Linked DNA regions of Mus musculus: all the other regions are linked to region 1. A link is a loop called in an ENCODE intact Hi-C map of the cell type or tissue named here. Cell type or tissue: left cerebral cortex. All regions are shown on one strand.

Region 1 (8,000 bases):
TTAAGAAAGGGTCCTGGGGCTGGAGAGGTGGCTCAGAAGTTAAGAGCATTGGCTGCTCTTCCAGAGGTCTTGAGTTCAATTCCCAGCACCCACATGGTAGCTCATCTATAATGTAACCTGATGCCCTCTTCTGGCACGCAGGTGTACATGCAGATAGAGCACCTCATGTACATAAAACAAATAAATAAATCATTAGAAAGAAGACTTGAAAACTCTTGGCCAATAATGGCACCTGGGTCTAGTCTAGAAAAGTTACAGAGAGGGAAAACAACAGAGCTGGCAGAGGAGAAGATTCAATCCTTCCTGTCCTCACTGCCCTCTAGTTCTAGAACCTTCTCTAATCTAGTACTAGACTCATGACCTCTGTCCCCACAACCTTAGAGAAAGACAGACACTTAGCTAGGATTGGTTGACCCCAGACCAAGAGTAGACTGAAATATGTTTAAAATTATTTCTGCACATGCCATGAATTTCTCTAGGACACATTTTCTTAGATTTTAAACAGATTCCAGAGAGGCCTGGCCCATCCCCTAATAACGAAGTATTTGTCTGAAAGGCCTCCTGGTTCTGTCATACCTCATGAACTGACTGAAAGCTTTGTAATTGGTAAGTGTGTGGTAGTCCTCCTCGGAGAACACGTGTTCCACATCCTCTAAGCCCCAGGTCAGAAGCAAGGTTGCGGATGACTTCTGCTCCACCTGCTGAGTGGGGGACAGGATGGTAAGATGGGGTTACCCTGGCTCCTCTCCCAGCATCCTTTAATACCTCTGTTAGTGTCCACCAGTCTCCTGCTCCCCTGTGTAGTCCAGTCCCCATCCCCTACAAAGTCCAGCTCTGGTGGCATCCCTCCATCCCTTACAAAGCCCAGCTCTGGCAATGTCCCTCCATCCCTGTGCCACTCTCTGTGCTCACTCCCTAACTCTACTCACCTTGTGTCCCCCATCCCCTTCTCCCCTTTTCCTCCTTTTTGTTTTTTTCTCTTTTTTTTCTCGGTGCTTCCTTCTTCGTTTCCGACCTGGTCCAGTTCCATACTCGCTGCCTCCACTCTCTGACTTCTCCCGGTACTCATCTCGCTCTGAGCCAAATTCCTCTTCACTGTCCTAAGGAAGAGAAATAAAAATAACATTTATTCATTCTCACCACGTGCCAAGAACTGTTCTTACTGCGAAACATATTTTATCTCTTTCCATCTTCACAACTACTCCATGGACCAGCAATTGATCTCTATTTGTTCACTTTTTTCAGAGGAAACCGAGGCACAGGGAGTCAAATAAACTGTCCAGGAAGGCAGAGGATTTCTAGGCTCTGAACTCACACCCGCTTCCTCTAAGACTGTAGTTTTCTTTTTCCCTCTGTATTGGGAATTAAATCCAGGGCTCAAACACGCAAGGCTCTGAGCTCCTCCCTCAGTAGACAGTGTGCCCTCAGTTCTTTCTCTCAGATGGCGAGGGAGTTACACTGACAACTGGACTCTGTACCAGGCTAGAGAAAGTGGGGTTAGGGTTCCAAGTCCAAGAGAGGCAGAGGAGACACATGAGAGAGGGGGTAAAGTCTCTTGACCCTAGGAACCCCTCTGCCCACGTAGCCAGGAACAGAGAAAATGTCATCTCTGGGAAAGGGCCCCTGAGCCTTGCTGGGGGACACTCACGAGCTTCTTCCGTTTCCTAGGTTTGCCTGGCTTGTTTTCCTTCTGCTTCTTAGGGCCTCGTTTTCGCTTCTTCACACCCAACGCTGAAGGCAGCAGCCGAATATCATCTTTATCTTTAGAGAAAAAAAAGTACCAAAAAATCTAAACTTGGAGCGTCCTTCGTTGTCCCCTTCTTACTGCCACCGTGGCACTCTCTAGGAACCAAGGCAATAACTCCTCTAAATGTCGCTGCCCCTCAACGGATGCAAACAGTGTTTCTAGTACTCTGGGATCCTCTGGTTCTGAATGGAGGTCAAGGGTCAGAAAGGAGGAGCAGCCAAGCCACTCCCTCTTCTCCCCTCCTGCTAACAAGGGACCAGACTGTAGGCCACCGGCGCAGACTGTGGCAGGTCCTTTCAGTACTCGCCAGGGCTCCTCCTGCCTTCCCCCTCACTTTGCCAGCTGGCAGCTTGCCCAGGAACCGGGGAAGCCATGCCCAGCTGCTGGCCTGGCCTGACCCCAGCACTTGGAGTAGGGAGACACAAGCTGGCAGCTCCCTAAGCCAGATGCTGAGGAGTGAGAGCCAGAGGTGGACACCTGGGCTCTCACACTAACACCCTGGGGCCCTGACATCCTTTTTGCCAAGAGGGAGGCCTGCCTCTATTTACATTTTCTTGGATAATCACACCAGCACAGCACTGGAGCAGAAGAAATTCTGTCATCCTCTCTTCCCCACAGGACCAGTATCTGCCTCCAACACATCCTAACTCAGCAAAAGCAGTCAACGCAATTCCCTAAACAGTCCTCCTCCCGGACGACTGGAGCCTACCTGCCTGCCTCCACATCTACTCCTGGAGGCTGCACCTCTATCCCACGCCTTACCTTTCACCTCTAAATCTGTCCCAGACATGCTGACACATCTATATACACACATTGCAGGGACACAAACAAGGACAGAAACACAGACACACCTAACATGTGCAGTCTCAGATTCACACACACACACACACACACACACCTGTACCTGCTTCAGCACAGCTATGGCCCTGCCTCTCTCCCCAGAGGGCGGGCCCAGGACAGGTTCTTCCCTGATATCCCACCACCCCATTCTCCCTGACCCCTGCCAGTCTGCTTAAGGTTTGGGGATCAGAGTTGTTTCTCAAAGATTAAGCCCTAATGCCACATAGAAACGGCCGTGGCTTACCTACCACCCCCACCAGTCACTAGACTAACCAGCCAGACCTGTCTTGTCCAAGTAGAGGCAGCTGCAGCCAGAGGGGAAAGCCAGGGCTTGGCCCAGCCTCTTGCCCTAGGACACACAATATTCCTTCCCTCAACAGCCAAGGGAAAATTAGCCACAATTAACACCCCAGGCCTGGGATTCCGACCTGATGCTACCTCTCCTTCTACCTCCACAATCCCGGGTCCCTGTGAGGAAAGACACTCTCGGATGGCGGGCGGTGGACGGCGTGTGGGCATGCAAAGGGGGCTGCCTGCCCAGAGGCAGTGTGTGAAAACCGATCCAGGGCTGTAATAGGAAGTCAGACGTCAGGCCCAGCAGCTGGCTCCCCTTAACTCTAGGGACTTGGGTTAACACGAACATGGAAACGACGACCGCGGGGCAAGTGGCAAGGGCAGGCCAGGCTATGCCAACTGGCTAAGGATCAGGGAAGTGGGCCGCCTGGGTCACCCTGGGTGTGTGGGGCGAGGAAGCCCGTGAACTCTACTTCCCACCCAGCCCGGCAGGAGGTTCTCAGTTTTAGGCCGACGTCGGTGGCCAGCAGAGGGAAAGAATGGCGAGGAGAGGCAAGGAAGGGTAATAAAGCAAATCTAAGCCCCAACCTCTGTCTCAGCAGCCTCTCAAAGCTGGCCGCGAGCCCAGACTCTCCCACTTCCCGGCTCAGATCTCGGGAAGGTGGGGAGGGCGAGGGCGGAGTCTGGCAGTAGGGCTGTGGGAGGAGCCTGGGCAAGAGCCTTGCTCCCGCCCCTCTCTCCTAATCTCGCCATCAATCTCTCACACTTATATTTATTTTTTTCTCAAATTCCCCTCCCTCCCCCACAACGAACCTCCATAATAGGTCTACTGCACATGCGTACTGAATGCAGGAGGTGGGTTTGTATTTTCAGACCTTTTGCAAAGAAACTACCAGAATTTTCCGCACCACCCACAATCATTTCCCCACCCCCATCCCCACCCCCCAAGGAATCACATCTATATATTATGTTATATTATTTCTCTAGACTTGCCAGAAGGGGGAGGGAGAAGAAATGAGGTTTTTTTCTTTAGCTTCCTGCTCCCTTCCCCCACCAACACGAATGCTATTATTTTAAACGTTCAACAATGTAAGGAGACTGGCGCGATGGGGGAAGGGATAAAAATTGGTCTTGGGTAAGAATGTAAAACAAAAATGGTGAGAATCAAAGCAGTCGCACTGAAAAACAATGGAAGGCTCTCACGAGTACAAATTCATATTCCAGAAAGAGACGAGGGCGGGCAGCCTGAACAGAGCTCCTTAAGAGGAGACTTATTTTTCCCCACACTGAGGTAGACGGATAATGAGTACGCTAAAAATATTTTCCGAAAGTTTTACCTCAGAAAGTCATCTGAGGGGGTGTATCTGGGTCATTTTGACTTGGAGGGCTGGAAGGGGGATGAAATTGCCCAGGGAGACAGAGGAGGTGAGATTTCATTTCAAACATAAAAATTCAAAAGCTTTTGACGCTTCTCAAGGATTCAAAAGCAAGGGGGGAGGGAGGACGCCACACAAAGACCCATCTCGACCTTAGGCTCGTTCATTCTCCTCTCTTACAGGCATCCAGTGCCGGGGATCAAAACCAGATCCGGAGTTCAGAACAGTTAGGCGAGAGTTACCGACGCCCTAACTCACCTGACAAGCCCCTCTCCCCTCTTTTTCACACCTTGCCGCAGGCAGCCCTGCGGGCAGCCCTCTCTCTCCTCAGGATCTTTAATTCTTCCCCCACTCCAAGGGAATCCTGAGGGCTCGCTGGAATAACTTTTTTCTAAACTTTTCCTCTTTTACAGGTAAACCTGACGAGGTTAGGGGTGAGGCTTTACCCAATACGCATTAAACACATTATTTTTAACACCCCCCACCCCCGGAAAAGCTGTCTCAACACGTGCGACAAAAAGTCACAGTGGTCAGTAAGACAGTTTTACAAATAACGTTTTAAAGTTTGGTGTGTGTGTGCTGCTCTGCCGCCAGAGACTTGGGGGTGTGGATGTCCCCAATCAGAGGTTGGCGACACCTATCCTAAAGAAGCTAGAAATCACTCTCCACTTGGAGGGTGGTCTGAGAGTTGCGCCACTGATCCAGAGAAGGGTCTGTCCCAAGCACAGCTGGACGTCCTACGCCAGTGGCAGGTGACTTGTCATCTCGGAGAAGGGTGCTGAGTGATGATGGTCAGGACAGAGCAGCTGGGTGGGCAGTTCACGCCCCCCAACGTGGTCAGGGTGTGTGGGTGGTTTCATCAAGAGAGTGACAGTGAATGGCAGCCACGTGAGAGTCACAGCTGGGCAGTTCGGCCACCCCAGACTGACGGGGTCACGAGGGGGGGATGGGGGCTGCACTTGACACAAAAGAGCCCGGGGCAGAGATGACGAGGGTGGGGCCGGGGGCATCTGGCTCCCCAGACATTCTCCTGTCTCTCTTCAAATCTGAGGTGACCCGAGACCTCGGCGGCCAGCTAGGGGGGAGTGGACGGTATGTCCAAGTCTTACTCCAGGAAGTGGTCTGCGTGGAGTGTGGCCACCACCTGCCTCTGGTCATCAGCCGCTACAAACATTCGCACGCCCCCTCCCACGCGTGCCACCGCACACCCCTAAGTTGGCGGGCACCGAAGTCCCTGCAGGTGGAGGGGCTGGTCCGCGGGCCACTGTCCCACCTCTGCTTGCCCAAGTCCCCAGCGGAGGGCGTCGGGTGGCAGTCAGCTCCACACCCCGAACCCACTCGGCTTCAGTCCGACCCCACCGGGGCCCGGCCCAAGGGGCGCTCACGCGGCCGCCCCTCCCCCACGCGCCCCTCCCCCCACGCCGCCGTCCGGTCGCCGGGGTCTCCGCGGTCCCTCGCTCGGCCTGGGAGGGGGGCCCTGGCTTCGCTACGGCCGTTTCCTGCCTACCCCCTCCCCGCCGAGGGTGAAAAAAATAAATCTCCTCCCCCGAAAGCCGCGACCAAGTGGCCCGGTCCGCGCGCGCAGCTCGCTCCCTGCGCTCTCCAGCCCGGGCGCGGCGGCGGCGGCGGCGGCGGCGGTGGCGGCGGCCGCGGTAGCGGCGGAGGAGGGGTGCGGCGGGGGAGGGGAGGAGGCCTGGCCCCAAGGCCGCCGCCGCCCGGACTGCCGGGCCCGTCTAGACCCGCCAGGCGCCCGGGACTCTCCTCGGCTCGGCCGAACCGTAGGTGCCGGGCCCCGCGGCTCCGCTCGGGCCCCGGGGAGTCGGACGGACGCTTACCTGGTGGCGGGGGCGGCGGCAGCGGCGGCGGCGGCGGCGGGAAGAGGTGGCAGCTGGGGGGGCTGTGGCGGTCGCGGCTCCGGTCGTGGCCCGGCCCGCGCCCGAGTACTCCCTCTTCGTCCTCCTCCTCATCGTCCTCGTCGGCCGCCTCCACCTCCTCCTCCTCCTCGTCGCCCTCTTCTTCCTCCTCTTCTTCCTCCTCCGACACCACCATCTCCTCCTCCTCCTCCTCCTCGTCCCTCAGAGGGGAAGCCATCCTGTGGCTCTGGCCCCCCCACCACCCCCCCACCCACCGCCCGCCCGCCTCCCCCACCGCTACCACCACCACCTCCTCCTCCTCCTCCTCCTCCTCCTCCTCCTCCTCGGCGGCGGCGTCCTCCTCCTCCTCCTCCTCACCGCCTCCCCCAGCCCCCCAAACCCCCGGGCCACCCCCCTCCAGAACACCCACCCCCGGGGCCGGCGTCTGAGGAGGGGGGCCGCACCACCCCCAAAAATGTTCTTGGAAAAATTTAAGGACTTTTTCCCCCTTCTGTCTTTCCTCCCAAGAGAACAAGAAAGGGAGATCGTTTAAAAAAAAAAAATTATATATATGTATATAAAAGTTTTCGACTTCTCTCTACCCCCCTCGGTTGCTTTAAATATATTTAAATTCTGAGGGGGGCGCTCAGAAATATTTCTCAGAGCTGAGGCACTAAGATGGCCGCCTTGAAATTATTTTTAAAACAACCCCCCCTCCAGCACTGCCACCCCCCTCTATAAAGAAAGAGAGAGGGGGGTAAAATCCCCTTTTAAAACAAAATGGCTGGCTTAATATTTCATTTTTCATACACCCCCATTCTCCCTGTTACATCCAATCTCCAAGCTTCTACTCAGAAACCCACAAATTTCTCCCTTTTTTCATAACTGATTAGTGCACAGATTAATACATTTTCCTTGTGTATTGAGAGAGAGAGAGAGAGAGAGAGAGAGAGAGAGTGTGTGTGTGTGTGTGTGTGTGTGTGTGTGTTGGGGGGCATGAAGGATTTCTGCATAAAACAAAAATGGCTGCTGTGACTTAACTCCCCCCCTTATAAAAATATTTGGGGGGGTATTAATCAGTACTCATGCTCAGTCTGACATCAGCATAAATTGTTAAAGGTTAACTAGTTAGATACTAGTCCAACTAGATTGAATTTTTCTTTTCTTTACTAGTCTTCTTCCTCCCCCCACCTCCCTTCTCTAAAGAAAAGCTTTTTTTTTTTTTTTCTGAATACTTCAGAAGGGAGTGGTTTGATGTGAAGGTTTTTTTTTTTTTTCCTTCAGGCATTGAAAAGGAAAAAGATGAAATATATGTTTATATATAACTCTCTACATACCTCATTGAAGTCAAAATGCATTTAATTGTGTACGTAGCTTTTAAATGAGAAATGGTACTGGCTTTTTTTTTTTTTCTCCTTAAAAAAAAAGTGACAGAAATCCTAGTGACTTTGGGGGGAGAGATATGAATAGATGATTGAGTTTTTTTTCCAAGGAGTCCATGTTTGATTCTCTCCTTTGCCCAGCCCTCAGTGTTCTGTGAATGTTGTCAATTTTATCTCTACTCTTTCCCTTCCTCTCCTCCAGTGGCTTGCTTGTAAAATCGTCTGACTTGAGAAATTAATTTGGTGGTGACTAGGTCAGATTTTTAGGAGAAAGAGGAGAGGGTCGGATCTGAAGATTGTGAAATTCTTTTCTCCTGTGTCATCGAACGCCTCTTCCTCCATGACCTTCGACACTGATAAAGTAGAAGAAACTGAGGCACGGGGAGAGGAAAGCAACTGAGAAGAGAGGAACGAGGTAGGGCGAACACTCAGGCCTTTTCACTGAACCGGCTGACCTGTCCTTTCAGACTGGATCCCAGTGTTTATCTTAAAGTTGTAGCAGGGATCA
Region 2 (8,000 bases), 100 kb before region 1:
TCAAATCAATATACCAGGGAGAGGGAAATTCCTTCAAAAACAAACTTATTGAACATGTTTTATGCAGAGCACCTTGAAGTTGGTGGAGCAACAAGGATTCCCGTTGGTATTCCTGACTTTAAAGCGTATGGGCTGCAGTGCTGGCTCAGTGTGTAAAGGTGTCTGCTGTCACTTGCCGGCAAGCCTCAGGAACTGAGGTAGGTTCTTGGACCCCAAGTGGTGGATTGGACAGAAAGATCCATCTCCCATGAGCTGTCCTCTAACCTACACCACACACACACACACACACACTCACACACACACACACACATACACACACACATACACACACACATACACACACACACACATACACACACACATACACACACACACACATACACACACACACATACACACACATATACACACACACACATACACACACTATGGTACACACACACTCACACACATACACACACTATGGTACACACACACACATACACACACTATGGTACACACACACACTCACACACACATACACACATACATACACACACACATACACACACTATGGTACACACACACTCACACACACATACATACACACACACATACACACACTATGGTACACATACACACACTCACACACACATACACACATACACACACACACACACACACACACACACACACTATGGCACACACAAATAACCAAAATTTAATCATAAAACTTTATGATCTCACCAACACATGTCATTTGAGGAGAGGTTGTTGTTGAGACAGTCTTTAGGTCTAGACAAGTCTGGTCTGTAACTCACTATGTAGCCTAGGCTAGTCTCAAATGTATGACCCTCCTGCACCGGCCTAGGGAGTTCTGGGATTCAAGACAAGTGTCTATGCCTGGCCTATTTCCCAATGACTGAGTAACGCATCTTTGATACACACACCACACACTTTCTCTTTCCCATGCTTTTCCAAGTCTGCCTAAGTTCCTCTGATATCTGGATTCAGACATATTGCGTTCGCTGATACTGTAGCGCTGTCAGATCGGCAGCTGTAACTCAGACTGGCCCAAACACAGCCTCGGAACAGTAAGATTCGTCCCAAAGATGGTCACTTTATCAATTACAGAAAACCACCACCTAGAGATTATATACTTAGTTTGTTTCTTTTGCTTTGCATTTCCATAGACACCCAAAGAACTAGCTACCAGGGAGTCTGAGCCAGCATTTCTAAACCACATCTGTCACCTTTGCCTTGGGTTGCAGATCACAGTGGTCATGTCTCAGTTTGCTTTGTATAGTACTTTGATAAACACTGTACCCAAGAGCAACTTGGGGAGGGAAGGGTTTATGTCAGCTTACATTTGTAGTCCATCATGCATGGAAGTCAGGCAAAAACCTGGAGGCAGGAGCTGAAGCAGACACTGCCGAGAGGGAACTCTGTAAACTGGCTTGCTCTCATGGCTTGCTCAGCCTGCTTTCTCATACCACACAGGACCACTTGCTCAGGGATGACCCCGCCCACAGTGAGCTGGGGCCTCCCATATCAATCATTCATGCCCTGTGAACAAGCCTGCAGGCCATCTGACAGGGGCATTTTCTCAGCTGGGGTTCTCCTCCCCCAGATGACTCTAGCTTGTGTCAAGTAGGTAAAATTAGCAAGACCAGGAGACTGGGCTGAGGTGTATCATCTGTTTCATCTTTCATCTTTCCCAAACCCCATGTTTTCCTGAGTTCGTATGGCTTGCCTAACTATAAAACTAATTTTAAAAATCTATATGGTTTGAATTTGAAAGTTTGATTCCAGCTCACATTTTGGACCCCTGCTTACCTGTTGGTGGTAATGTTTTTGAAGGCTGTAGACCAACTTTAGGAGGTAGGACCTAGATGTAGGTCACTGAAGGTGGGTTTTGGGGGGAGAAGGAGTATTAAGATAGGATCTCTACACAGCCCTGGCTGTCTTGGAACTTACTCTGTAGACCAGGCTTGTCTCGAACTCACAGACATCCATCCACTTGTCTCTGCCTCCCAAGTGCTGGAGGTCCCAAAGTCCTGTGCCACTGTGCTTGGCAGGAGTGGACTTTTGAAACAAACACCAGCAACTCCTCAAAAACTTGGTTAGTTACATAAAATGCAGAATTCTCCATCATGCGGCCAGTCTGTTCCTCTTGCCTTCTGCCTTACACCTGAGTGGATGAACTGACCCCCTTGGCTCCACAAAACTTCTGAGTCTGACTAGGAAGTGGGAGAATAGCTCTTGTGTTCCATCACTGTAGTGCACGGTCATTTAACAAGGGCCACTCTCAGCCAGGCGTGGTGGCGCACGCCTTTAATCCCAGCACTCAGGAGGCAGAGGCAGGCGGATTTCTGAGTTCGAGGCCAGCCTGGTCTACAAAGTGAGTTCCAGGGCAGCCAGGGCTATACAGAGAAACCCTGTCTCGAAAGAACCAAAAAAAAAAAAAAAAAAAAAAAGAAAAGAAAGAAAGAAAAGAAAACAAAAACAAACCAAGGGCCACTCTCTGAAGATGGCAGGACCAAATCTAGTGCAGAAAAGACCTCTTGTAGCTGTAGTCTAGAGACGCTGCAGCTCTGATTGGCTGTTACTCCATCCAGAAAAGAGGTCGGTTTCCTCACGTGATGAAGCCTGACCCCGTCACGTGATGAAGCCGGACCCTGGCTCCAGGCGTTATCCTCACCCTGTGTACTGTGGGTCCTCTGGTAAGTGAGTCTGTGTGTTCTTTTCTCGAGTCTTACTCTTGGGAACTATGTGAAAAATAAATAATTTTAATAACCACAGAACTAGGCTGGCTCAGTGGTTAAGAGCGCTGGCTGTTCTTCCAGAGGACCAGGATTCTATTCCTAATATCCACGTGGTGGCTTACAACCATCTGTAACTCCAGTTCCAGGGAATCTGACATCTTCTTCTGGTCTCCCTGGGCATCAAGCACTTGTGTGGTGCACAGATACACATATAGGCAAAGAACACATACATAATTTTTAAAATGTTAAATACAGAACTATGGGCTGCGATGTGTCTGCGGCAGAGCCTAGTATCACCCCAGGTTCCATCCTAGACCCCAAAACAAATCCTCTTGCTAAGGCCACTTCCATAATGTGTTGAGTTCTATGCCTCCAGCTGTGGGGGAGGGGTTTCCAGAAATGCTCTCTGCCTTGTAATTCCCTAGTGTTTTCCCAATTCCCAGAGGGCAAGTTCAACCCCACTATCTGCAGACCATCTCTCTGTCTTGGGAAATTTTAAAAACTAAAAAAAAAAAAAAAAAAGATGTATATCTTTAAGAATCACATTGCTGTAAAAGGACGGCATGGAACAGCAATTCCTCCCCTGTCTTCTCTCTTTCCTCTTCCAGTAAAAGAGACATTTCCCCCAAGTGTGCGCTCTGCCCCGCCCCCTCCTTTCTGTTGAAGAGGCAGCGAGCAAGCGCATCCTCTCTCCTCCCGCACCTGCAGTACTCAGTAATGGCCGCCTAGGAACTCAAATCAGTACACAGACTTCTTCCTCCTCCCCCACCCCCACACTCTGTATTATATTTAGTCCACCATGTGACTTACACATAGGCAGTCTCCCAGGATCCGGCACTTGGGTTGTTTTCACTGTGGCTGTGAGCGTCTCAGAGGTTTTCTGTCATGCTGCATAGATAAGCGAGTACCTTACAGTGTGTGCTTGTGCTGTCAAGGGGGAAGTGCAAGGTTATCAGGTTCTCTCAAATGACCATCGGAGTATGATGTCCAACCTTGGATCTGGGGTTCTTTGCCAGTCTATTAAGTAGGGAAAAATGGCATTACTGGTTTTTATCTTACATTTCTCTCTGAGTTTGTATTTCACTTCTGTTCATGTGTTTAAAAGTTCTTTAGTATTTATCTCCTCCCTCACCGTGTGTGTGCATGTCTGTCTGTTTGTCTGTCTGTGTCTAGATCCCTTCTTCTACAGTGTGGGTCCTAGAGGTCCAATTCAAGTCATAGGGCATGTTCTTACCCACTGAGCTATCCCCCTGGCCATTATTATTTTTTAAAAAGATACTGTTTATTCAATGTATATGAGTACACTGCAGCTGTCTTCAGACACACCAGAAGAGGGCATCAGACCCCATTACAGATGGTGGTAAGCCACCATGTAGTTGCTGGGAGTTGAACTCAGGACCTCTGGAGAAGCAATCAGTGCTTTTAACCACTGAGCCACCTCTCCAGCACTATTACTATTATTATTAACAACAGGGTCTCTCTATGTTGCCTAAGCTAATCTTGAACTCACAAGAGTTCCTTCTGCCTCTGAATGCTGGATTAAAGGTGTGCACTGTCATGCCCAGCCTAAGGTTTTTGTCTATTGTACTAAATTTAGTCATTTTATTTAATTTCTGGGTTTTTTGTTTGTTTGGTTGGTTGGTTGGTTTTTGGGTTTTGGAGGTGTTTTTGTTTTTTGTTTTCTGTTGTTTGGCTTTGTTTTGTTTTTAATTTACAAACAACGTGCCCTTGTAAAGATCTGCGTGACCACTAGAGGGGGAAACGACTCCAAGTTTAACAGAGGCAGCACCTCCCAACCTCGACCTTTCTCATCAAGTGTTAAGACTTTTCTTCTAGCCTCACTGTGTGTGACTGGGCACAAAGGCTTCTGCCCATACGGATTGCACACACTGGTGCCACAGCTCCCTCCTGGGTCCTGATGACCCTTCCCATGCCCTGTGAATACCTGGTAACTGAGCCGTGTGGGTCCTTCCTTTGCGGTCTCTGTACTTGGCTTGGACCCTGGGTGGTCAGGTCCTTTAGGAGTCTCTTCCTCGACCGCTCCTGCCTCTCGCTCAGACTCAGGGACTCTGAAGTCCATCTCATCCCCAGGCAGCTATCGACCGCCTGTCATGTCTGCTGCTTAAGCCACCGTTAGCCGGCTTCCTACACTTGACCTCTAATTGAATTTCCTTGGAAACTCAGTGACAAGATTGATTCCGCCTAATTGAGTCAGAGATGGACTCTGGGTGCCATTCATACTGTCCGTGTCTGCCTGGGGCTCTCTGGGCTGAGGCCCCCAGACTCTCACCATCTTCATCTCAGTAAGGAACCTTTTACTTTAAAGGATCCTGCGGCTCTTTTTGGGGGGAGGCAGGGATAGGGAGGCAGGCCTCAGTGATCAGAGGACAGGAGATGCTTGTTTCTAAATTTGCTTTGTGTTCTTGTTCAGGTGCAATTCTGAGGGAAACAAAACAACCCCAGACCAGAGCGGAAGTCCTGGCTTGCTCAAAAGCAAGTTCAGAGATGAGTACAATGTACAATGTCGTCTGGCTTCTAGGAAGTCGGCGACTTAAACTTTTCTTCTTCTCCTTCAGTGTTCCTGGTATGACTCAGTAACGCAAAGGCAAGTGAGGGAAATGTGGGGGCTGCTGGGCTGTCGATCGCACGGCACTAAGTTCCAGGTAGACAGCAGAGAGACGCTCTGGGTGCCGATGTGTGGTAGGGTGGTCACAGACTTTAACTACATATCCCGAAAAGCTAGAGAAAGAAGCGTGGGTTAACAACCGAGATCAAGAGCCCTTCCCCCACCCCTTGGGTTATTGGGATAAAGGTTAAAAATTGTCAGGAAAGAAAATGATGAAGTCTTTTACTGTGGGTCAAATCCTTGTCACAAGCACCCCGCACACATTCCCCCCCCCTTTCAAAAGATGAAATCTCTCTGGTGGGGTAAATGGGAGACCTTATTGATCGCTGTCAGACTTTTCCCAATGCCCTGCTGAAGCAGCAGCTGCCAAGGCCAAAGCCAAGCACCGATCCCAGGACCCACAGAGAGGAAGGCTGGAGCAGGAACCACAGAAGCCATCTCCTCAGTTCTTGAGTCCGCTGATACCGCGAGTGCTATCGCCACTTCTGCTGAAGGACCTGCGGCCATTTCCAGAGGCAGTGGGAGCTGACAATCAAGTCGCCTGAGTTATTTATCCTGCTGTGGCCACGGCAATCACTGACAGTGTTAAAAGCCCTTGTAGCTACCTGAGGGAGATTCAAAGCTGGACAATGACACTGGGAGGAGACTTTAAACCTGTTGCAGACATCCCACAGACACTTCCTTTCCATTGAGGGGAGCTAACATGGCTGTCTTGCCTACCACTCTAAGACTGGAGACTTTTGGGAGCCTCTGTCTACGCTGTGCCAGCTTCAGAGGACCCTCAGAGGACCAGATCCACTGCATCTTCAGATAGCCCCTCCTACAGGTGACAACCCAGTGAGGAAGAAGCCCCCATGACAGCTAGTAAAAGCACTGGCAGATGAAGGATGCTTCTCTAGCAGCCTGGGAGCCCTCCCTTCTATAAACTACCTAATTTCATCACAGAAGGGTTTTTCTAGTCATCTTTTGTCTTTATCACAGGTAGAACAGGTCAAACTAGTTGCATGAAGTACAGGCGATTCCTGGGGCGGCTAGTTCCAAGCACACTAGCACCCCGCCCCCAGAGGGGTACAGAAGAGCCCAGGCAAGAGCTGTGAGCAGAGACTTCCAAAAACAAGAGACTCCCGAAGACCAGAGGTAAGCCCTTGCCCCGGAAGCACTCATGGGTCCTGACAGCCATCAAGATGCTATCCAAAGCTGCAACACCAAGGACTGAGGGCCTAACAGAGCTAGAGTTACAGCACTGGCGAGCACGGAGCTGTAGCTCGATGAGAAAGGTGTTCTTAAACCCTCGGCATCTCCTTATAGATGCCGGCAGAACAGCTCCACAATTAAATGAAAGCAATCCTCTCCAAAGACAGTGACCATCTCACAGAGTAAAGAGAAACACTTCAGACACCTAGAACACCAGGGGGCGTATGTGAGGCGTTGGTTTCCTTTACCTGATACATCAGTCCTTCCGCAGACCAGTGTCCTCTGACTCAGTCCAGTTTTATCTGCAGATGGCATCAGATCCCGCAGGCGACTGACCCACCATACAGCATAGCTGAGCCTTCAGATTCACTGCCTGTAAATCCCCGAGAAGAAACGCTTACATAGAGAGAGAGACCCACTCACCGCAGAATCACAAGCAATGAGGATATCATGTGGTTTAAGATAAAGCAAAGTCTAACTACAGCAATCTGGAAGCCAGAAGGTGTGATTGATTAGCTAAGGATCCCATGCCTGAATCATGGTAACTGATTTAATATCATATACCAGGATCTGGGCATTTGTTTCATTCCCTAAATTTAAAATGACTTCCTATACCTCCCAGGCAGCTAGTTAGCTGGTTTAGGGCATCATCAAAGAAAATGAAGACGCTGAGTGTGATGGCACATGCCTGGGGCTCTAATACTGGAGATGGTCACACAGGCATCACAAATTTGAGGGCAGCCCACACTTCCTGAAGAGATTCTGTCAGAGGAAGAAGTGGAGGAGAAGGAGAGGAGGAGGAGGAGACAAAAAAAAAGTAAAGAGATAAAAGAACAGTAGAAAGTGGGGCTGGCTAACTCCATGCCAACCAGAAAACAACAGAGGAAGGGGAGGGCAATACCCCAGCTAGACACTATGTGCTAGCAAGGAAAGTCTCCATTACCAGGAGTGTTTACTTGTTTTTGACTTGTTGGCTAATGGGATCGCACAGACCTTCAAGAATCACAAACTATCACCAACCCTCTCATTTACCCCCCCCAAATATGACAGTAAGACCCTAATGATCAAATACACTGTATGAAATCTTTTTTTAAAAAAAATGTAAGAGTTGGAGAGTAGTTGGCTTAGTAGTTAAGAGCACGTGTAGGACCTGTGTTTAATTCCCAGCACCTACATGGTGTCTCACAACCATCTGTTAACTCCAGTTACAGGGAATCTCAGGTACACACACGGTACACATACATGCATGCAGGTAAGCACTCATACATTTAAAAAGGTATTTATGGGACTTAGCAATAAAATCATGGTGTTTTCCTAAAGGATAAAGAAAGAGGGATATCAATGGCAGACGCTCCGTCCGAGCTCACTGGTGCTGCACCTTGGTTCTCTGAGCATCCCCTAACACTTGTAAAACATGACAGCTTGCTTTCTTCCTT
Region 3 (8,000 bases), 270 kb before region 1:
CTGTACACCGTTTCGTCTACTCTTCTTAAGCTGCTAGAGGTGGAGTTACCAAAGGACTGCTCTGGTGTCTAGACGTTCGGTCGGGCAGAGGTGAGGGAGGAGAGGGAGGAAGTGAGATTCTTAGGAAAGCAGTGTGCCTGCAGGCTTCTCGAGTGATCTCGGGTTTTGAGCATAGAAACGAACCATGATGGTGCGCACGGAGCACAAACAATGCCTTGAGATCAGGCTAAGGGGAGAGAAGGAGACGGAATTGGATATAGCCTGTATTCTAGGCACCAAGCTTAGAAACAGGGGAATACTCCCCCCGCAGTCCTACGGTGCTGGAATGCAGTGTAGAGGTTTGGTAACACTTTACAGGGTCCCTAAGCCAGCAGGACAAGCCATCATTAGGGCTTGAACCTTGGGCTCCATTATTAGGAAGCTGAGAATGAAGCAGACAATTAAGGCAAGTTTAGTAACTACCTACTAAGTCTTAGTTTTTCCTTATGACATCAGGGTGATACTTACCTTCAGTTGTTTGGGGGCTTACATGAGAACAATATGTGTAAAGTTCTTAGCACAGCGCTTGGATCATTTACAAACACAAACTATAAGGTAACAAAAGAATAGCGATAGAGTTGGGGATTTATGTGCATGCTGTGGCCAGAGAGCAATCTCCATCTTCTGTTTTTCTGCAAGTTTTGATGACTCCTCTTTTCCCTCTCCCTGATTTTTTTTTTTTTTTTTTTTTTTTTTTTGGGCTTCGGGCACCAGCCCAAATTCCATCATTCCTCCCTGTATTCCTCTCCCAAGATCTGGGCCCCAGACTGAGGCAATTTGCTGTGTCCCAGTTTGACTTCATCTTAAATCCATTCTCTCTGACCACCCCCCCCCCCCCCACCTATTCTGTGCTGTAATAGTAACTAGAAAGTCTGCCTCTAAAGAGGGGCCCCAGGGAAGGAGCAAAGGTGCGTTCTCTCTCAGAACCTAGGCCTCCAATTTACCCGCCCTAGCTCTTTGGTACCTGGCCAGCAACCGTGTACAGTCTGGTGACGGGGAAAAGCCAATGCCAGGAGTTTTAAGACCCAGCTGAGGGAGGGTAAAAGTAGGTCCCGCAAAGAGAACCAGGCATGGGGGCGGGGGAGGGGGACCCCCTTCCTCCTAACTGTCTCTCCAGGAATTTTTGGCTTTTGTACAGGACCGCTGTCGTTGGGTTGGGGGAGGCGCCAAGGCTGTGTGCATGTCCTGGGCCATCAGCCAAGAGAACACGATGTTCCCTAGTGCGCTGGCCGCCGCCCTCTGGGGCTGGCCGCCTCCCAAACCGCTGCCTCTCCAGCCTCCCTGCCCCACATTCCCCAGCTGCCTCGCCCCGCCTCCTGCCTCCGCTTTGACGTCACCTCCCTCTCCTGCCCCCGCTTCTCCATTGACGGCAGCAGAGCCTGGTTACTGTGGGGGACTGATGAGGCCCGACAGCCTGGGCCTTGGGATCAGGTTGGGGCTGTTTGGAGTGCTGAAACCTTTTGTCTGTGTAAATGACAGATAGGGAAGTGGGCGAGCAATGGCTGCTTGGGTCAGAGGAATCACACCTAAATCCTTGAGAGCTGTGGAAAGAGAAAGGGGTCTGGAAAAAAAAAAAAGGACAGCACACGGTCACAACGCAGTACGAGGGGGCAGGAGAGCAGCATCATTTTCAGGAGGAGGAAGCTGAGCACTCAGCCTCCCGTGTCTTTTGTTTTCTGTGTTTCCCTGCTTCTGTTTTTCTGGGTTATTTTATAACAGGTCTGTGTCCCAGCATTTCTATAGAACCTTGTCTCGCCCGCCTCCTCTAAGGGAAACACCATTGTTAAGGAAAGCTTTAGCCACGTGACAGTGAGGGGCGTGCACTTAACAGCTGATTATGTCAGCCGCTGCGTGTTGGCCTCTTCACTTGCCACCTACGTTTGCAGGGAAGCCTGAGAACTACTCAGCCCAGGCCTAGGGAAGGGGACTCTGTCACTGTAGCTCTCCTGGACCCAGACTGGCATGTTGTCCCCCCCTCCCCAAAATCGAGTCTCTATTCTCTTTTTATGAATCAATGCTCTACTTTTCTTTTGAAAACATAATTTGTTGCCTCCTCTCCTGAGGCTCTCTCTCCCCTACCTATCCTTAATAGAAACAGAGCCATCCTGTTTACCGAGCATCTACTGTCAGTCCTGACGCTGAGACGTACTTACCTTACTGCTGAGAATACAGTAAATGAGACAGATGGGCTTGCTGCTGGGTTCATGAACCTTGGCTTTTGTATTCTAAGCAGCAGGAATAAAAAGCCCAATAAAAAGCCCTTGCCACCCAGCCACCCATCCTTTTTCTGCCTACTGCTGCAACTGCCCTCTCTGCTGCCCCTTTTGTAGTACTGGCTTCCTGGTCCCCACTTTTGGGGCAGCCCTAAATGTGGGTGGCTGCATCCTCTGCAGAGGCAGCACTAGTCACCAAGTAGGCTTCCTGGAGACCTTTTCTCTGATTGGCTAGTGAAGCACCTGCTTTTGTTTCCTTTCACAGTAGCCATTGGCTTTCCCTGTCCTTTCCGTTTGTCCGTATCCTTCCATCACCCACTCACCCCTTAACGACACGTGGGCCCTCAATTGCCCTTCTCTCAGGATCTGAAGGGTCAGAGGAAAGGGTTGGATTCTTTATAACAAGGCTGGGGAGAGGCCAGGGAATGTCAGTCTAGGTTTTTCTCTCTCCCACTTCCCTTGGGTAGCAGACATTTCATTCACCCGGCACCAGGACAGGTGTCTTGTTCTGCCAAGCTGGTCAGTTTAGGAAGTAGGTTTCTCTTGAGCACTTCCTGTGGCCCAGGTATCCTCCCTGAAAAGGGGTAGTTTCCCTCCCTCACTTCCCTTTCATTATTGACGGTGTGAGACATCCTGATCGCATTGGCTGACTGAGCGGTGTCTGAGGCCCTTCAGCCCAGCACCAGCACCCAAGTCCACGTGCAGGGATGTGTGTGACACAGCCCTGACCTCAGTGGGGGCCAGTAGCCAATCAGATGCCAGGAAGAGATCCTTAGCCAACCGGGGGCGGGGCCTGCGGCTCTTCGGGCAGAAGGCCAATGAGGGGCAGGGCCTGGCATTATGCAACCCGCCTCCCAGCCTCGCGGAGCTTCTGGGTTGCGGGCCGAAACGGCAAGCGGATGGAGGGCGCTCGAACGGCCAGGTAGGGATCCCTGCTGCAATCCTAGGGTTAGTCTTTGTCCCGGAGCTTGGCCGCCACTACTTCCAACGTGATGGGTCGCTTTCAGCTCTCAGAGAGCAAAACAATAATCTGCCTTTCCTGTCACTATCCACCCTTCCCCGCCCCTGGGCCCTAGGTGTTCAACTCAACCCGTCACGGGTTGTCTGCGTTTGTTATTCGTTCACCTAATCTCCTCCTCTGCTCCTCCAGAGCAGCCATCCTGAACCTAAGAGACCTTTAGCGAACACGACCCCTTTACACATTGCTCGACACTCGGGAGTCCATGGGTTTGCCCTAGCCCAAAGACCCCCTTCAGGCTTCTGCGCTCCCTGTCTTCCTCCCTCCAATTCCTGGCCTCGTGCCGGTCGTGATGTCAACCGCTTCAGGCTGGAACATCCTGTTCTCAGCGCTAGTTCTTGCTGTTGGCCACAGCCTTCCTTCCCTTTTCTCCTGGCGCTCAGAAAATACTTGGGATGGGGGTGTGGTTAGACAGGGAGTAGAGGAAAAACTATATATGCTGGTTGTTGTGTGTCCCCTATCTATGTGGTAGTAGGGTTAACTAGAAAAGTAAGGGACGAAGGAAGATGCCTGAGTCGTTGCCTATGGCAAGTGGTAACTCCAGTCCTGGTGTTTGGGAGTGGGCAGGGGCTTGAGAAAGAAAAGCAGTGTCTTGATCAGAATAATGTTCGAGGCAAGAGCGAGGATGGGGGCGTTTCCACAAAGAGCAGAGGCCGAGTGGGGAAGCTAGGACTTGCTCCTGGAGTTCCTCTAGTTTGTTACTCTTCACATGGCTCCTAGGCTCTTTGGGCCCTGGGAATTTGTTATGGTGGGTGTTCTTCTCCTCCCCGCTGCCCTGAACCTTGTTAGCCAGTATGAGGGTGTGTTGGCCAGTATAGGACTGGGTCTGTTTCCCACTTCCACGAAGATGGGGATTGGGGGAGGAGTCGTTCCTGCCCTCCTGTGGTCCCTCCAGCAACCGCTGAGCTCAGCGGCTGACGTCGGTTTCCCTGGCGACCGCGGCTGTGGCGGAAGCGCGTGGTGGGGCCAGGCACATCGGCGCGCATGTGCAGCGGGGGTGGCACCGCCCCCGGATAAAATTAGCCCGGAAGCCTAAATATAGGAGGCGATCAGCTCACCCCCTGCTCCGAGGCCTCAGAGTCCCAGACCAGGTGGGGACCTGATGAGAATTTGGGCATAGGAAACCTGCAAGCTTTGACCCTCAGCTACTGTTCTAGTCGATTGTTCAGGCTGTACTCATTCCACACTGGCAAGGGGTGTAAGAGATGGCCTACGAGAGCTGCCTTTCTACCTGTGGTATCCTTAGGTCCCCCTAAGGAAATAGAACATATTTCTATTGCAAGCCCCAGGCCTGAGTCACAACAGTGAGGGGCAGGCAGAGGAAGGACTGGGTGTAGCCAGCAGATGCTGTGGGGTTAATAGCTCAGCTTTTGCTAAACATTCCTTTTTGGTTTCTTTTTCTAGGTGTCGTGATTAAATTAGTCAGCCCTCAGAGACAGGCGTCCTACCTCCTTTATCCAGACCTCAAAAGCCCCGTTGTGCACCCGTGGTGGCTTCTTCACCTTCCCTGTTTCGTCCTCCACTGTATGGCCCAGACATGAGTGGTCCCCTAGAAGGGGCCGATGGGGGAGGAGACCCCAGGCCCGGAGAACCTTTTTGTCCTGGAGGAGTCCCATCCCCTGGGGCCCCGCAGCACCGGCCTTGTCCAGGCCCCAGCCTGGCTGATGACACTGATGCAAACAGCAATGGCTCAAGTGGCAATGAGTCCAACGGACCCGAGTCCAGGGGCGCATCTCAGCGGAGTTCTCATAGTTCCTCTTCTGGCAATGGCAAGGACTCAGCTCTGCTGGAGACCACTGAGAGCAGCAAGAGGTGTGTACGAGTGTATGTGTGTGTATGATGGCATGATGCTGCTGACCACGTGGCCCTCCCTCACCTTAGCCTGTTCCTTCTTTTCTAGTACAAACTCACAGAGCCCATCCCCACCCAGCAGCTCCATTGCCTACAGCCTCCTGAGTGCGAGCTCAGAGCAGGACAACCCATCTACCAGTGGCTGCAGGTGTGTAGGCTGAGGGCTGAGGGAGATGCCTGGGGGCCGGGCCAGACTTCGGGGCTAATATCTTTACCCCTTCATTCCTGTGGGTCCTGCAGCAGTGAACAGTCAGCTCGAGCCAGGACCCAGAAAGAACTCATGACTGCACTTCGGGAGCTCAAACTTCGACTGCCACCAGAGCGTCGGGGCAAGGGCCGCTCTGGGACCTTGGCCACACTGCAGTACGCTCTGGCCTGTGTCAAGCAGGTTCAGGGTGAGTGAGTTGTGCTTCCTGGCAGGGTCTGGCCAGGACTTGGACTACTGTAGGGGCCTTTCTCCTAACTGAATATGGCTTGGATTCCCTTCTCCTACAGCTAACCAGGAATATTACCAGCAGTGGAGTCTGGAGGAGGGTGAGCCTTGTGCCATGGACATGTCTACTTACACCCTGGAGGAATTGGAGCATATCACATCCGAATACACACTTCGAAACCAGGTCAGTTACAGCTTGGGTCCTCAGTTCTAACCCCCCTCCCCGCCCCCCCACCCCCCATTCCTACAGCTCCTAAGTCTTCCCCCGGTCTTGGTCTCATTCTAGGACACCTTCTCTGTGGCTGTGTCCTTCCTGACAGGCCGGATTGTCTATATTTCGGAGCAGGCAGGTGTCCTGCTGCGTTGCAAACGGGATGTGTTTCGGGGTGCCCGCTTCTCAGAGCTCCTGGCTCCCCAGGATGTGGGTGTCTTCTATGGCTCTACTACACCATCTCGACTGCCCACCTGGGGCACTGGCACCTCTGCAGGTATAGTGCCCTCGTCCCTGTGGAGAGGACTGGAAGCTCTCATGTTGTGGGCTCTTCTTGGCTCAGGACAGAGATGGCGCTCTGGTCACTTCCATTCCCTTCTGCTTTAGGTTCAGGTCTCAAGGACTTCACCCAGGAAAAGTCTGTCTTCTGCCGAATCAGGTAAGGAGGGGGTGTAGGAGCAGGCCTCTCTCCTACTCGTCCCTGCTATCTGTAATGTGGTCTGTGAGAAGGGGGTGGGGCAGCTTTCCCCTGGAAACCTCTAATATTCGTCTCTCCCTTGCCAGAGGAGGTCCTGACCGGGATCCAGGGCCTCGGTACCAGCCATTCCGCCTAACCCCATATGTGACCAAGATTCGGGTCTCAGATGGAGCCCCTGCACAGCCGTGCTGCCTACTCATTGCCGAGCGCATCCACTCTGGTTATGAAGGTGGATAGGCTAGGGCCTGGGCCTGGGGGCTGATGGGAGGAAGGGTTCCCTCTAGGATGGGGTGAAGGTCAAGATGAGAGTTTGGGAGGCACTAGCTGAGTCCTTAGGGTTAGAAAAGTATTATAAGGCAGAGGGCTCAGACCCTGCTCCGAGGTAGGGTTGGATGAGGTCCCTGAGCTGTGACAAGTGAGAAAGTGACTCTCAGTGTCATCTCTGGTGTGAGTCACCAGATGACTCAGTCTCTGTGGGCCATAAAGCCAGGTCTGAGCTGGGAGGGAGAGTGCCAGGCAACCAGACTGGAGGCAGAGAGGAGGGAGGGCGGAGGAGCTGGACATCACGGGTGCGACCTATGTGTTCTCTGCCGCAGCTCCCCGGATCCCTCCTGACAAGAGGATCTTCACCACCCGACACACACCAAGCTGCCTCTTCCAGGATGTAGATGAAAGGTAAGGCAAAGACTTGGATGAGGGTGGGTAGCCAGGGCCAAGGCCTAGGTCTGACATTTGCTCCAATTTCAGGGCTGCCCCACTGCTGGGTTACCTTCCCCAGGATCTCCTGGGGGCTCCAGTACTTCTCTTTCTACATCCTGAGGACCGACCCCTCATGCTGGCCATTCATAAGAAGAGTGAGTTCTCCTGGTCCTGCTCGCCCTTCCAGCCCGTCCCCAGGACTCCTTAACTGTTGTTGTGATGGTGTCTCTCGATGCCGTGGTCTCTTGGATATCTCTGTGTATGTCTTTCTCTGCTTTATTCGGCTCTCCCATTCACTGATACCCACTTTCTTTCCTGCGCCCACAGTACTGCAGCTGGCAGGCCAGCCCTTTGACCATTCCCCTATTCGCTTCTGTGCTCGGAACGGGGAATATGTCACCATGGACACCAGCTGGGCCGGTTTTGTGCACCCCTGGAGCCGCAAGGTGGCTTTCGTGTTGGGTCGCCATAAAGTGCGCACGTAAGGGAACTGTGTCTCCACGCTGGTGTTGGGGTGGGTGGTATGGACATGGCATGGGTAGGGAAAGGACTGAGTTCTCCTTTACAACCCCACAGGGCACCCCTGAATGAGGACGTCTTCACTCCCCCAGCCCCCAGCCCAGCTCCGTCCCTGGACTCTGATATCCAGGAGCTCTCAGAGCAGATCCATCGATTGCTGCTGCAGGTAAGAGTTGAGGAGGGCTCAGGAGTGAAGCGGTCAGTCAGGAAGAGGCTGTAGAAACTAACCAATCCATCCTTCTCCTTTCTGTAGCCTGTGCACAGCTCCAGCCCCACGGGGCTCTGTGGAGTTGGCCCTCTGATGTCCCCTGGTCCTCTACACAGCCCTGGCTCCTCCAGTGATAGCAATGGGGGGGACGCTGAGGGGCCTGGGCCTCCTGCTCCAGTGAGTAACGGCTTCCACGGCGCCTTTCCTGTTGTCCATTCCATTGTGCATCATCATTGCCAGTCCCTCGTGCTACTCCCACCCAGCCTCCTTGGTCTTCCTGACCCCCGGGCTCCTGGCACTGCCACCCCAATGCTGCCCAGTGTTCTACTGT

What was found. A loop is a pair of places that touch in the nucleus more often than their neighbours do. Peaks named below come from ENCODE experiments on the same cell type or tissue, not always from the same donor. Only the 100,000 strongest peaks of a DNase experiment are listed, where the experiment ranks them.
Region 2: it touches region 1 in a loop (7-fold over the local background); 4 of 42 quality-filtered maps call a loop at or near these places.
Region 3: a loop joins it to region 1, with 2.8 times the contacts of the local background. A loop is called at or near these places in 2 of 42 quality-filtered maps.

What each region holds. Positions count from the first base shown.
Region 1 is chr11:69,363,044-69,371,043 of GRCm38, forward strand. It overlaps Chd3 (chromodomain helicase DNA binding protein 3), which reads right to left and starts at 6,383. Exons shown (of 40, transcript NM_146019.4): 1 at 6,093-6,383; 2 at 1,649-1,761; 3 at 930-1,100; 4 at 577-701. The coding sequence starts at 6,348. Gm32483 (a long non-coding RNA gene) reads left to right here and starts at 5,947. Exons shown (of 2, transcript XR_003949707.1): 1 at 5,947-6,035; 2 at 7,695-8,000. In left cerebral cortex, CTCF peaks have their summits at 158 (motif pointing left), 2,032 and 3,414 (motif pointing right); DNase peaks (open chromatin) are centred at 1,116, 2,059, 3,560, 4,067 and 8 more places; H3K4me3 peaks cover 4,799 bases; H3K27ac peaks cover 6,780 bases.
Region 2 is chr11:69,262,978-69,270,977 of GRCm38, forward strand. No RefSeq gene overlaps it. Among named protein-coding and RNA genes, the nearest start is that of Gm40039, 4.9 kb to the left of the region's middle. In left cerebral cortex, CTCF peaks have their summits at 3,463, 4,515 (motif pointing right) and 6,775 (motif pointing right); DNase peaks (open chromatin) are centred at 1,448, 3,100, 3,485, 4,572 and 3 more places; H3K27ac peaks cover 1,612 bases.
Region 3 is chr11:69,095,835-69,103,834 of GRCm38, forward strand. Per1 (period circadian clock 1) reads left to right here and starts at 3,115. Exons shown (of 23, transcript NM_011065.5): 1 at 3,115-3,174; 2 at 4,675-5,082; 3 at 5,171-5,269; 4 at 5,362-5,516; 5 at 5,617-5,738; 6 at 5,841-6,042; 7 at 6,153-6,204; 8 at 6,330-6,472; 9 at 6,840-6,918; 10 at 6,991-7,097; 11 at 7,270-7,423; 12 at 7,519-7,627; 13 at 7,715-7,846. The coding sequence starts at 4,808. In left cerebral cortex, a CTCF peak has its summit at 4,157 (motif pointing left); DNase peaks (open chromatin) are centred at 1,336, 1,857, 2,459, 3,040 and 2 more places; H3K4me3 peaks cover 5,812 bases; H3K27ac peaks cover 6,884 bases.